Linked DNA regions of Homo sapiens: region 2 is linked to region 1. A link is a loop called in an ENCODE intact Hi-C map of the cell type or tissue named here. Cell type or tissue: gastrocnemius medialis. All regions are shown on one strand. Links, peaks and the distances in the headings refer to the core of each region. The heading gives the core; the rest is flanking DNA. Region 1 overlaps DNAJC11 (DnaJ heat shock protein family (Hsp40) member C11). Region 2 overlaps PLEKHG5 (pleckstrin homology and RhoGEF domain containing G5).

Evidence for each region. Peaks named below come from ENCODE experiments on the same cell type or tissue, not always from the same donor. Only the 100,000 strongest peaks of a DNase experiment are listed, where the experiment ranks them.
Region 2: a loop joins it to region 1, with 13 times the contacts of the local background. A loop is called at or near these places in 84 of 110 quality-filtered maps.

The regions. Positions count from the first base shown.
Region 1 is chr1:6,645,429-6,648,324 of GRCh38, reverse strand. DNAJC11 (DnaJ heat shock protein family (Hsp40) member C11) reads left to right here. Exons shown (of 16, transcript NM_018198.4): 8 at 2,347-2,536. Among named protein-coding and RNA genes, the nearest start is that of THAP3, 22 kb to the right of the region's middle. RefSeq lists an enhancer at 1,713-2,212. In gastrocnemius medialis, for the core only: CTCF peaks have their summits at 1,441 and 1,640 (motif pointing right); no DNase peak of the experiment used is centred there.
Region 2 is chr1:6,485,116-6,488,011 of GRCh38, reverse strand. All of the region lies in intron 1 of PLEKHG5 (pleckstrin homology and RhoGEF domain containing G5), which reads left to right. Among named protein-coding and RNA genes, the nearest start is that of PLEKHG5, 5.1 kb to the left of the region's middle. In gastrocnemius medialis, for the core only: CTCF peaks have their summits at 1,160 and 1,362 (motif pointing left); a DNase peak (open chromatin) is centred at 1,342; H3K4me3 peaks cover 260 bases; H3K27ac peaks cover 1,023 bases; H3K27me3 peaks cover 532 bases.

The DNA.
Region 1 (2,896 bases), core at 144-2,643:
AATTAGCCAGGCGTGGTGGTGGGCACCTGTAATTCCAGCTACTTGGGAGGCTGAGGCAGGAGAATTGCCTGAACCCGGGAGGCAGAGGTTGCAGTGAGCCAAGATCGTGCCACTGCACTCCAGCCTGGGCGACAGAGCCGAGACTCTGTCTCAAAAAAAAGAAAAAAAGCTGCTTTGGGTCTTATGAGGGAGGGGACTGGGAATCTAGGTGTTTCAAGCGCCCCAGGTGATTCTTAAGGTCACACAAGCTTGGGAGACACTTCATTAAGCAAAATCTTTTGGCCGTTTTGTTCTGGTTGAGCCTCAGTGTCTATTCATTGAGTGGTCACCAAGAGTTTGGGGTGGACTGATCATCAGCATTTACAGGTTTGGAAATTGAATTTAGTTTTACTACTCAGAGCTTATTAGACTTGAGCAGATTTAAACGGAAGGACAACTGATTTATAAACAAGGGGGTGATGTGTGACCAAGGATGCCAGCTTCTTTTTTTTGTTTGTTTTGTTTTGTGTTTGAGACGGAGTCTTGCTCTGTCACCAGGCTGGAGTGCAGTGGCGCAGTCTTGGCTCACTGCAACCTCCACCTCCCAGGTTCAAGCTATTCTGCCTCAGCCTCCCAAGTAACTGGAACTACAGGCACATGCCACCACGCCTAGCTAATTTTTGTATTTTTACTAGAGACGGGGTTTCACCATGTTGGCCAGGATGGTCTCAATCACTTGACCTTGTGATCCACCCACCTCGGCTTCCCAAAGTGCTGGGATTACAGGCGTGAGCCACCGCGCCCGGCCTACTAGCCCAGTTTCTTAATATATAGTGGCCAGGTTAGTTATGGATGTCTGCTAACCACGGTCCTCTAATCCTTGGATCAAGTTGCAGATGTTCCTTGATTTACGATGGAGTTACGGCCGAATAAGCCATCTTAAATCAAAAATATCGACCTGTTGGCTGGGCACAGTGGCTCGTGCCTATAATCCCAGCACTTTGGGAGGCTGAGGCAGGTGGATCACCTGGGGGCAGGAATTCGAGACCAGTCTGGCCAACATGGTGAAACCCCATCTCTACTAAAAATACAAAATATTAACCGGACATGGTGGTGGGCGCCTGTAGTCCCAGCTACCCAGGAAGCTGAGGCAGGAGAATCACTTGAATCCAGGAGGCGGAGGTTGCAGTGAGCTGAGAAGATCACGCTACTGCACTCCAGCCTGGACGAGCGAAACTCCGTCAAAAAAAAAAAAAAAAAAAAAAGACCTGTCCAGGCTCAAGTGCTCCTTCCTCCTCAGTCGCTGAGACTACAGGGCGTGCCGCTACACCTGGCTAATTTTGTGTCTTTTTTGTAGAGATGGGGGTTTTGTCATGTTGTCCAGGCTGTCCTTGAACTCCTGGGGTGAAGCAATTTGCCTCCTCAGCCTCCCAAAGTGCTGGGGTTACAGGTGTGAGCCAATGAGCCTGCCTACTGTTATTTTAATGGCATAAACATCACCTCCAGAGCTTAGAAAGGAGAGAAAGAAACTTAGGCAATTGATGTGGAGCTCTTTATTAAAGAAACCAGCTGTTAGTTTACCCTTCAGCACCTTGAATGAAGTGTGAATTTCTGTTAGTAAAATGAAATACCTCTTTTCAACCAGAAGATGGGGCTGGACTCCCTTGGAAAGAAACTGCAGAGGCTCTTTTCGGGAACCGGTTTCCTGTGCTCGCTTTGCCTGTAGTTTCTGTCACTAGTACCCAGCTGTGGTCACTAGTACATCAGAAATCACACAGCAGCTCCAAAAATATACTGATGCCTCCACCCAGAAATTCTGGTTCCATAGGTCTGGGGTGTCCTCTAGGTAAGTGATTCTCAAACTCTACTGCACATTGGAATCATTGGGACACTTAGCACTCCAAGCCCACACTGAAGGAATCAGCATGCCGGCGAAGAAGCCACCAGCCGTGATTTGTGGATGAGCCAGGTGATTCCAGCGTGCAGTATGAGCACCACTGTCTTGGACTGCTTAATATGAGACCCTCCGTTGGTGATTCTGACTTGCACTCCTCGGCCCCCATCCATTCTAACTTGAGTGGGGTTGCATCTGCTGGCATAGGAATGCAGACAGTCAGGTGCCTATTTGGTTGTAGCTAAAGTTAGGGCGGCTGAGGGGAGTCGGGAGGTTACTAGGAAGATTCTGGCTAGGACCCTCCCCCTCTGTGTGGATAGAGGCCTGACCTCCTGCTTTTTTTTTTACTGGGAGCTGGCCCAGGGATGCATAGACGTGACAGTAAGTGAGGTCTTAGCCAGGCAGAGAGGAAGTAACAGAACAGCTGAGAGCAGGTGCTATCCAGGACCTATTCTGTCTCTGTGTCTCTCCAGCTTTGTGACAACAAACTGTGCTCTGCAGTTTTCATCCCGTGGAATCCGACCCGGCCTGACCACTGTCCTAGCTCGGAACCTAGACAAGAACACCGTGGGCTACCTGCAGTGGCGATGGGGTATCCAGTCAGCCATGAACACTAGCATCGTCCGAGACACTAAAACCAGCCACTTCACTGTGGCCCTGCAGGTGAGCCGAGCAGCCATCATCTCCTGCAGACAGAGCTCTGGGAGGACCCCTCCTCCCAAGCACTCAGTGCTCCCCTTAAATCCTGCGTCCTGATCACCACTAAGTCTAAGCCCATACAGGGCCCTGAGGGGCAGGCTCTCGGTGCTCACACTCGAGTGACCTGGTGGAACCTTCGAGTATGAAATGCAGTTGCCTTCAGGCGCCTGGGGCAGCTTTGTTGGATCATCTTAAAGCAGAACAACATCTTAATGTCTGGTGGGAGCCACCCACGGAATTGGGGGCGGGCAGATGAAGCCCCATAGCAGAATCATGCCCTCGGACGCCCCTGTGGCCACACCAGGGCTGGTACATGAGAAGCCC
Region 2 (2,896 bases), core at 276-2,775, 160 kb after region 1:
GAAGGCTCTGTTGACTGTCGGCCACAGGAAGGGATATCCTGGCCGAGCCCTTTCCTGTCCCCATGTCCTTCTGTGGCATGAAGGCCCTTCTGCCTTCATCTGTTCACTGATCTCATCCCCACCAAGCGCACCTACTGTGCACCAGGACTGTTCTAAGTGCCGAGGACACAGTGAGATGCAGACGGCCAAGGCGCTGGCTTCTGGAGAGGACAGTCTGGTAGGGAAGAATGATGATAAAAAAGTGAACAAAGAAATGAATTACAGGTAGTAATAAACACTAAGAAGGAAATAATTTAACTTAAAGGAATTGAGAGTGGGAGGGTAAGGGTGGTTTATTTTAAGATGAGGGAAAAGGACGTCTTAGAGGTAACATTTAAGTTGGGGCCCGGTGTCAGCTGTTTCAAGATAGGGTGCGTGGAATTCCAGACAGAAAATACAGAGGAGAAGGCCCTGAGCTTGGCGAGCTGTAGGGAGAGAAGGAAGACCGGCAGGTGGACCCTGTGCGGACCAGCTGGGAGGGAGGCGGGAGCCCGGCCATGGTGGGATTTCACTATAAGCAAGATGGGAAGTTTTAGTTTTCAAAACTCTGCCTGTTGGCCGGGTGTGGTGGCTCATGCCTGTAATCTCAGCACTTTGGGAGGCCAAGGTGGGGGTGGATCACTTGAGATCAGGAGTTAGTGACCAGCCTGGTCAACATGGCGAAACCCCATCTCTACTAAAATACAAAAAGTAGCTGGGTGTAGTGGCGGGCGCCTGTAATCCCAGCTACTGGGGAGGCTGAGGCAGAAGAATCACTTGAACCTGGGAGGTGGAGGTCGTAGTGAGCTGGGATCATGCCACTGCACTCCAACGTGAGTGACAGAGCAAGATTCCGTCTCAAAAACAAACAAACAAAAAACAAAAACACAACTCTGCCTGTGGTGTAGACAGTGGGTGACCTGGGCTTTGGGAGTGGAGACAGCCCTGGAAGTCTCCCAGCCTCTAATAAAACGCTGCTGCCCTCCCAAAGCCATCTCACGGACCCTGGCCCCCTTCCCACCCTCTTTCCCCATGGAACCAGGTGGAGGAGGAGCAATTAGGGGTGGGTGGGCTGATGACAGACAGCATGGCCACCTCACCCCCATGGGTTCTGAGGAGTGTCCCAAGGAGGCCATCCCAGAATCCCAGAGCCACAGTCTGAGTTTCAGTCTTGCCTGTAGACTTTTGTCTCTTTATGTCACTTTATCCCCCACGCCGTGAATGGGGCTAATGGTGCCTGCCCTGCCTTCCTGGGAATCAGTGTAAAAGCGCTTTGACAGCCGTGTAGTGGTGACTCCAGCACCAGAGTCTGGGCGTTTGCGTCCTCTCAGGCTTTGCTGAGTGCCCCCTGGCGGTGGGGACCTGGCCTAGAACTGCAGGGACCTGGGCTGCTGTGCCATGTGGGTCGCCAGGGTTTCCTGATGCCTCCACCTCACCCAGCTCCTGGGGGCTGCCAAGGATAGCCTCTCAGAGCAGCCCGCCTTCTGCCCACGGCCCTTTCCAGAGGCCACCGGCCTTTGGCTCTCGGCCTCTGCCGTACCTGGGCAGTGAGCAGTCGGTGTGAGGGGGTGTCCCTGGGGCTCAGGCTCTCGGGCAGGGGTCTCCAGGTTGATGGGAGGGGCTGAGATGAGAGCTGGTTGTGAGGTTGGGGTGGGTGTGTGACTGGGGCTCAAAGCTGGTGTTGGAGCAGAGAGGGGTGTCCCTGGGGCTAGATGGAGAGCCGGACCAAGGACCCTGAGGGGAGTGTGCCCCATCCTGGCCTCCCCCTTCTGGTGCCTGTATTCTAAGAGCTCCCTTGCTGGGAGTAAGAAGGGGTCCCCTGGGCTGAGGCTCCGAGGCGGGGGTGGGGGTCTCCAGGAGGAAGGGAGGAGGGAAGGTACCCTTCTGGCTGGGAGGGACCGTGCGTGTTGGCGCTGAGGGTGAGGTGGGGACCACAGCAGAGTGGGCACCCCCAGGGCTGGGCGGGGATCGAGTCACCCAGGGGAGGGGCTCCACAGTCTCCAAGGTGGGGGGGGGTGTCACCAGCGCCCCCTGCCTCCAGCATTCAAGGAGCTCCCCAGGAGAAAGAGCAAGTTCTGAGGAGCCCTCTGAGCCCGGCATTGGTGTTGAGGAGGGAGTCAGAGAAGAGAGGGGCCCGGGGCCGCGCAGAGGCGCAGAGGTGGGGGTACCCCGGGCCAGGCAGAGGTGGGAAGGTGGGGGTCCCGGGGACTGGGCGGAGGCGGGGCTGTGGGGGTCCCCCGGCCGGGCAGAGGTAGGGGTGTGGAGTCCCCGGGTCTGGGCAGAGGCGGGGAGGCGGGGGGTCGCCCGGGCAGGCGGAGGCGGGGGTGTAGGGGTTCCCGGGCGGGGAGGCGGGGATCCCCGGGGCTGGGTGGCGAGGGCCCGGGCGGGAGGGAGGTGTCCGCCTTCCTGGGGGGCTGGGGGCTGTTCCGGGCCCGGCCCTCCCCGGGGTCCCCGCGCTCGGCGGGGGCGGGCGCGGCCGCACAATGGCAGGAAGCGGGGCTCCGCGCTTTGTCCGGCGGGCGGCGCAGACCGCGGCTTCCTCCGGCCGCCATGGGGACAGGACCCGGTGTCTCCGGACGCCTAGCAGCCTCCAGGCCGGGCCCGGGGCTGCCCCTCCGGGACTCGGAGCCCTCCTGGGCCGGGGGTCGTGCCCGCGACGGTGATAGCCAGGTACGGGGCCGGGACGGGGCGGGAACGGGGCTGGGTGCCCAGTTCTCGCCTGCAGCCGCCCAGTCCTGTGCGGGAGGCCAGGGAGGGGGTGCCCGTGACTATGGGCCCCGCGGCCCCCAGGGGAAGGATGCGGCCCATGGCGGCCGAGCCCCCTACCTGGGCAGCTGCACCCTGGTGACGGGGACCTCGGACTCCGGGGTGTGTCCCC